Regions from separate parts of the Homo sapiens genome. Here all the other regions are linked to region 1. A link is an interaction called in ENCODE POLR2A ChIA-PET data of the cell type or tissue named here. Cell type or tissue: Caco-2. All regions are shown on one strand.

The links. Peaks named below come from ENCODE experiments on the same cell type or tissue, not always from the same donor. Only the 100,000 strongest peaks of a DNase experiment are listed, where the experiment ranks them.
Region 2: POLR2A ChIA-PET joins it to region 1 with 6 read pairs; 2 of 35 experiments call an interaction of 5 or more read pairs at or near these places.
Region 3: POLR2A ChIA-PET joins it to region 1 with 6 read pairs; 4 of 35 experiments call an interaction of 5 or more read pairs at or near these places.

What each region holds. Positions count from the first base shown.
Region 1 is chr19:44,877,317-44,879,816 of GRCh38, forward strand. The region is part of intron 5 of NECTIN2 (nectin cell adhesion molecule 2); the gene reads left to right. Among named protein-coding and RNA genes, the nearest start is that of TOMM40, 13 kb to the right of the region's middle. RefSeq lists enhancers at 1,570-2,419, 2,420-2,500. In Caco-2, no CTCF peak of the experiment used is centred here; a DNase peak (open chromatin) is centred at 1,386.
Region 2 is chr19:44,595,498-44,597,997 of GRCh38, forward strand. No RefSeq gene overlaps it. Among named protein-coding and RNA genes, the nearest start is that of IGSF23, 17 kb to the right of the region's middle. RefSeq lists an enhancer at 663-1,487. In Caco-2, no CTCF peak of the experiment used is centred here; a DNase peak (open chromatin) is centred at 1,474.
Region 3 is chr19:45,025,455-45,027,954 of GRCh38, forward strand. It overlaps RELB (RELB proto-oncogene, NF-kB subunit), which reads left to right. Exons shown (of 12, transcript NM_006509.4): 7 at 152-283. Among named protein-coding and RNA genes, the nearest start is that of CLASRP, 12 kb to the right of the region's middle. In Caco-2, no CTCF peak of the experiment used is centred here; no DNase peak of the experiment used is centred here.

The DNA.
Region 1 (2,500 bases):
GTTCTGGTTACATTGACTTCTGTCCCTGGCTTGGGGCCCAGGAGCCCCATCCCTCCCTGCTCACACTGCCCTCCTCAGCACTTCATGGCTTCCTCTCTCTCTCCGCCTCCCCACTACCTCCCATCCCCCATCCCCACCTGCTCAGCCCCTGCAGGGAGCACTAAGGAAGTCCCACTGTCCCGGTCTGTGAGAACCCCATTTTACACACTGGGGATAAGTGGCCTAGAGATGAGGCAGCCACGGCACTTGGAATAAATGCTCCCAGCCACTCAAGAGGGCAGAATTATCAGGAATCTGTGGCCCTCTGCAGAGAGCTTTGGGATCAGACAGCCTCCCACTGAAACCCAGCTGTCCTCCCCCGAGGGGGTGTGGCCCCCAAGCTCATAGCTTTGTGAGGACCCCACAGCACATTCAGGGAGGGCTGCGAAGTCAGATGGCACCAGGGTCCTGGCCAGTGACCGGGCGGCCAGATCTATTGCATCCAAATAGCCAGCTTCCACTCGGCTACGGCGATCGCCAGACATGGGAGTTTGGTGTTGCTAGATCTGATTTGTCCCCCTAAGAGAAACCTGGATTTTTAAGTGAAATCGCCTGATTTTTGAAAGGTTGGCTAGCAATTTAAATTTTGCAAAACACTAACACCTGGGGACCACCGGTTGGCATCCCCCTCCTTGTACAAAGTGGTGCTCAGGCTGTAGCGAAGGGCGGAGGGGCTTCTGCTTCCCCACCCCCCTCCTCCTCCTCCTCCATTCTTCTGCCCAGAGTCACCCCCTCATTCTGGTCACTCCCGCTCCCTCCATCCCCGCCTATCCTGCATCTCCCCCACCCCCTCACTCCCCAGAGCGATCCTCGTGATCTTGTGTCTCCCTTTCTCTCTCTCTCACCCCTCCTTCTCTCTCTCCTCAGAAACCCCCAGGGCCTCGCCCCGAGATGTGGGCCCGCTGGTGTGGGGGGCCGTGGGGGGGACACTGCTGGTGCTGCTGCTTCTGGCTGGGGGGTCCTTGGCCTTCATCCTGCTGAGGGTGAGGAGGAGGAGGAAGAGCCCTGGAGGAGCAGGAGGAGGAGCCAGTGGCGACGGGGGATTCTACGATCCGAAAGCTCAGGTGTTGGGAAATGGGGACCCCGTCTTCTGGACACCAGTAGTCCCTGGTCCCATGGAACCAGATGGCAAGGATGAGGAGGAGGAGGAGGAGGAAGAGAAGGCAGAGAAAGGCCTCATGTTGCCTCCACCCCCAGCACTCGAGGATGACATGGAGTCCCAGCTGGACGGCTCCCTCATCTCACGGCGGGCAGTTTATGTGTGACCTGGACACAGACAGAGACAGAGCCAGGCCCGGCCCTCCCGCCCCCGACCTGACCACGCCGGCCTAGGGTTCCAGACTGGTTGGACTTGTTCGTCTGGACGACACTGGAGTGGAACACTGCCTCCCACTTTCTTGGGACTTGGAGGGAGGTGGAACAGCACACTGGACTTCTCCCGTCTCTAGGGCTGCATGGGGAGCCCGGGGAGCTGAGTAGTGGGGATCCAGAGAGGACCCCCGCCCCCAGAGACTTGGTTTTGGCTCCAGCCTTCCCCTGGCCCCGTGACACTCAGGAGTTAATAAATGCCTTGGAGGAAAACATCAGGGGTGTCTTGTAATACATCAGACCCCCTCCTTGCATGTTGGGGAAAGAGAGGGTGGGACAGGGACTCCTAGGTCCCAGGGCTGGGAAGAGCTGATCCACGCCCCCGGGGAACGAGAGCCTGGCAGGGGTTAGACTGGGGAAGGCTGTGGGGCTCGGACCACTTGGATCCTTGAAAGACGCATTGGATGGCCGAGAACCGCAAGGCTCGTGCAACTAGGATTCAGGTCACTGGATTGGGGACTCAGAGGCCTGGACATTTGGACTCCTGGGTCCCAGGACAGAGGCTGCCTTTCTGGATGGTGTGGCCAGACCCATCAGAGGCAGGAGTTCTCTGGACTCCTGGGCCCTCGGGTGGAGGTGGGGGTGGGGACAGCAGGGGCTCAGCCAGGTTCCCTGCGTCCTGAGAGAATGAGGCCAGAGGGCTGTGATCCAGTGGAGCCTCAGACCTCAACTCCCCCAGGTTGCTGGGGGTCTCGGGAGGGGAGGGCTGCTCCCCACTCCCATTCTTAGGGGCCCTGAGGGCATGGGGCAGGCGGGGGGTGCTGGGGAAGTCCCACCTCTGGCCACCCCGACTGTGGCTCCCCTCCTTCTCCATCCTTGCCCCCAGGGATCACCCCAGGGGACTTTTCAGTGGCTCCCTGGGAGTGGCGGCAGCTCCCTCCAGCTCCTCTCAACTGGAAAAGCAAAGACGGGGGGAGGGGCGGCCCTTGGTCCTTGAACTCCCAGGCTCAGTAAGGGACAGGTTTTTACCCGCGTCACCTCTGCTCTCCCAAGCCTCCATGCCTCCTCTGTAACACGGGGCAGGTGTTTCCATCGGCCTCACAAGGCTGTCGTGGGACCCAGTAAGGACATGCCCGTGATGCCCTCATGCAGC
Region 2 (2,500 bases), 280 kb before region 1:
ATCCTAGCTAATCAGGAGGCTGAGGCAGGAGAATTGCTTGAACCCGGGAGACAGATGTTGCAGTGAGCCGAGATCTCGCCACTGCACTCCAGCCTGGGCAACAAGAGTGAAATTCCACCTCAAAAAAAATATTCTATAGGCTTATATATAAGCCTATAGAATAGGACAGCTTCACTGTGTGCTTTTTTTGCAGTGTGAAAAACATGCTTTCATGAAGGGATTGACTAAGGGATGTGGAGCAGAGGAAGGAGGAATGAGGTGCGCCTGGGGGTAGGGGCACTTTTAGAAGAGGTCATAGTTAGGGGCCAGGGACGGGAGAGTGATCACCAGGAAAGAAAGGAAAGGGAGCTGCCTTTGCGGGCAGCCAGGAGGACTTGAGTGGGGCTTAGGAGGAAGGCAGCACTGGGATATTTGTTTGGCCGACCCATTCAACAGCTATTCCCAGACCCGATGGCTCAGGCTTGTAATCCCAGCAATCAGGGAGGCTGAGGCAGGAGGATTGCTTCAGGCCAAGACTTCCGGACCAGCCTGAACAACAAAACAAGATGGTGTCTTGTTCTGTCACCCAAGCTGGAGTGTACTGGCATGATCTCTGCTCACTGCAACCTCCACCTCCCAGGTTCAAGAGATTCTCCTGCCTCGCCTCTGAGTAGCTGGGATTACAGGCACATGTCACCAAGCCTGGCTAATTTTTGTATTTTTAGTAGAGACAGTGTTTCACCATTTTGGCCAGGCTGGTCTCGACCTCCCAGCTTCAAGTGATCTGCCTGCCTCAGCCTCCCAAAGTCCTGGGATAACAAGCGTGAGCCACTGTGCCCCACCTCAAAAATTCTTTTAAAATAGGCTAAGTGTGGTGGCGCACACCTGTGGTCTTGGGAGGCTGAGGTAGGAGTATCTCTTGAGCCCAGGAGTTTGAGGTTACAATGAAGTGATTGCTCCACTGCACTCCAACCTGGGTGACAGAGCAAGACTATGCCTCAAAAAAAAAAAAAAAAAATTAACGAACACTCCTGCCAGTTGGAACTCAGCTGAGCCTTCATAGTTGAATGTTGAATGAAAGAATTAATGAATTAATGAAGCCAGGCACTGTGCTGGGTGCTGGAGATGTGGCAGGGTGCAGGACCAAGTCCCTGCCCTTGAGGAACTGACGTCCAGCTGGGAGACAGCCAATGAACAAGGCAAATGGGTAAATTACAGGGTCTGTCTGAGGATGGTCAATGCCATGGAGAAGGCAGGAACGGGGAAGGGAGATGAGAAATGTTACAATGCTAGGAGGTTGGAGGAGGAGATGCTTGAGCAGACCTGGAGGAGGTGAGGGAAGAAGCCAGGGCAGATCCGGGAGAGGACCATCTAGACGGGAGGGCGTCCCAGGGCAGAGGTCCACTTGGAGCTGGAGGGTAGCCTGGCTGTGTGAGGAACAGGGATAGAGGGTGTGGCTGGAGGAAAGTGAGTGAGGGGAGAGGGTAAAAAGAGAGGGCGGAGAACTGCAGGGCGGGAGGGGGCGGGTGTGGATTAGACAGTCACTGTGGACTTTGGCTTTGACTCAGCCTGAGACTGGAGCCTTTGAGCAGAGAAGGGGCGAGATATGATTTAGGCTGTTTGTTTGTTTGCCTGTTTTTGAGATAGTGTCTCACTCTGTCACCCAGGCCGGAGTGTAGTGGCAGGATCACAGTATTGGCTCAAGCAGCTTCAACCTCCCAGACTCAGGTGATCCTCCCACCTCAGCCTGCCAGGTGTGCGCCTGTAGAAAATATCTGCAAATCATATTTTTTTTCTTTCTTTCTTTCGTTCTTTCTCTCTTTCTTTCTTCCTTTCTCTCTCTCTCTTTTTCTTTCTTCTTTCTCTTTCTTTTTCTTCCTATCTATCTCTCTCTTTCTTTCTTTCTTTACTTCTTTCCTTCTTTCTTTTTCTTTTGAGAAAGGGTCTTGCTCTGTCACCCAGGCTGGGGGGCAGTGGTGCAATCACAGCTCACTACAGCCTTAAACTCCTGGGCTCAAACAATCCTCCCACCTCAGCCTCCCGAGTAGCTGGGACCACAGGTGCGTGCTGCCCCATGCCTGGCTAATTTTTTAGATTTTTGTGAAGATGAGTTCTCACTACGTTGCTTAGGCTGGTCTCAAACTCCTGGGCTCAAGAAATTCTCCCAACTCAGCCCCACAAAGTGCTGGGATTACAGATGTGGGTCACCATGCCCAGCTGCACATCATATTTCTGATAAGAGATTGATATCCAGAATATATAGAAAACTTCCAGAATACAACTATTTTAAAAAAAAATCCAATTTTTTTAATGGGCAAAAAGAACTTGAATAGACATTTCTCCAAAGAACATAATAAATGGCCAATAAGTACATGAAAAGATACTCAACTATCCCTAATCATTAGCGGAAGACACATCTAAACTACAATGAGATATTGCCTCGCAGCTATTAGAATGGCTACCATCACAAAAACGAAAATAACAAGGATTGGCAAGGATGTGGAGCAGCAAACAAGGAAAC
Region 3 (2,500 bases), 150 kb after region 1:
CTCCCAAACCCCTTGACTTCCGTGCTCACCCTGGTCCCCTCACCACTCCAGGCCCCACCGTCTCCTCCAGCCCCATCCCTTCCCCGTTCCCCTGTACCCCAGAGAGGGTCTCCACTTCCCACCCTCAGCCTCCCCATATCTCCCCCGACAGCTGGGTCCCTGAAGAACCATCAGGAAGTAGACATGAATGTGGTGAGGATCTGCTTCCAGGCCTCATATCGGGACCAGCAGGGACAGATGCGCCGGATGGATCCTGTGCTTTCCGAGCCCGTCTATGACAAGAGTGAGTTGAGAGTGCTGTGGCCGTTAGGATTGCCCTTGGCTGCAGGTGTCAGAATGTCCCGCTTACAGAGGCATGAATGGCTCAGGCGCTGTGGCTCACGCCTGTAATCCCAACACTTTGGGAGGTCGAGGTGGGAGGATTGCTTGAGCCCAGGAGTTCAAGACCAGCCTGGGCAACTTGGCAAAACCCTGTCTCTATAAAAAATTTAAAAATTAGCTGGGTGGCCAGGCACGGTGGCTCATGCCGGTAATCCCAGCACTTTGGGAGGCCAAGGCGGGCAGGTCACCTGAGAAGTCAGGAGTTTGAGACCAGCCTGGCCAACATGCCAAAACCCTGTCTACTAAAAATACAAAAATTAGCTGGGCGCAGTGGCAGGCGACTATAATCCCAGCTACTCAGGAGGCTGAGGCAGAAGAATTGCTTGAACCCGGGAGGCGGAGGTTGCAGTGAGCCGAGATCGCGTCACTGCGCTCCAGCCTGTGCAACAGAGTGAGATTGCATCTCAAAAAAAAAAAATTAGTTGGGCATGGTGACATGCACCTGTAGTCCCAGCTACTTTGGAGGCTGAGGTGGGAAGATTGCTTGAGCCCAGGAGGTTGAGGCTGCAGTGAGCTGTGATCATGCCACTGCAGTCCAGCCTGGGCAACAGAGCAAGTGGTGAAATCCTGTCTCTACTAAAAATGCAAAAATTAGCTGGGCATGGTGGCACACGTCTGTAATCCCTGCTACCTGGGAGGCGGAGGTTGCAGTGAGCTGAGATTGCACCACTGCACTCCAGCCTGGGCAATGGAGAGGGACTCCGTCTCAAAAAACAAGAAAAAAAAACATCAAACCCAAAATGGAATCTTCTAGTGTTGTAGAATGAACAATCTGTACAACTATACCAGGCAGCCCAAGGGAAGAGGCAGCATAAGTAATAATCTCTCTCCCTTTCTGAGAGAGTGCATTATATTCCACAGAATCACCCTGGTAGACTTCTGCTTATTTTTCAGTGGCCAGAGCTTGGTCCCATGGCCACTCCTAGTTGCAGGGTGGTCTGGGAAAGCAAGTGCTTAGATTTTTCACCCTCTATAGAGGGATACAGGCATAGAAGAGGGGACTGGGAATAACTGGTAGGTTTTAGCCAACCCATAGTGACTGCTGTAAGCATCAAAATGGGATATTAATTCAGTCAGGGCATTTATGGATGCAAGTGATAGAATCCCAACTTAGCCGGGCGAGGTGGCTTACGCCTGTAATCCCAGCACTTTGGGAGGACGAGGTGGGCAGATCACGAGGTCAGGAGATCGAGACCATCCTGGCTAACATGGCGAAACCCCGTCTCTACTAAAAATCCAAAAAAAAAATTAGCCGGGCGTCGTGGCGGGCGCCTGTAGTCCCAGCTACTCAGGAGGCTGAGGCAGGAGAATGGCGTGAACCCTGGAGGCGGAGCTTGCAGTGAGCCGAGATCGCACCACTGCACTCCAGCCCGGGCAACAGAGCGAGACTCCTTCTCAAAAAAAAAAAAAAAGAATCCTTACTTAAATAGGCTTAAGGGGGAAAAAAGAGAATAAGTTATTCTATTTGTTCTATTAACGAGAAAAAATGCAGATGTAGCATAGTGCTTCAGGTCTGGCTGCATCCAGGGCCTCAGTGATGTCATTAGATATCTGTCTCTTTCTGTCTCTCAGCTGTTCTTCCTCCATGTTAGAATCCATGCTTATATCCTACCTGCCTGGCACCTCTCCCCGACTCCCAAAGCTGCTTTTAGCTTCTCTTACCTAATAGCTTTGCTTAAAGTCTCAGGTCTATCTCTCATTGGCCTGGTTTTGGTCATTTGCTCCTTTTTGACAAATCAGCTTTGGCCAGAGGGATGCACTGCTCTGATTGGCCAGGTCTGGGGCATGCGCTCAATTACTGCTGAGCTAGGAAGTGGGCTCAGCCCTGCCCAATCCCAGTTACTAAGATGAGGGGTGGTCCCTTGAGGGAAAATTGGAGGCTGTTAAAAGAAGAGGGGTCAGGACTACTAGATGGGGAAAACAACAGGTGTCCACTACATGATTACAGTCTATCAAACTCTCCTCAAGGAACCTTCTCTCACCTGGGACCCCATCAACTCTCCCTGAGGTCTGAGGGTCTCCCTTAAACATTTTTTAAAAATTATTTTTATTATTTTTTTTTAGAGATAGGGTCTCACTCTGTTGCCTAGGCAGTCATGCAGTGGTGCAGTCATAGCTT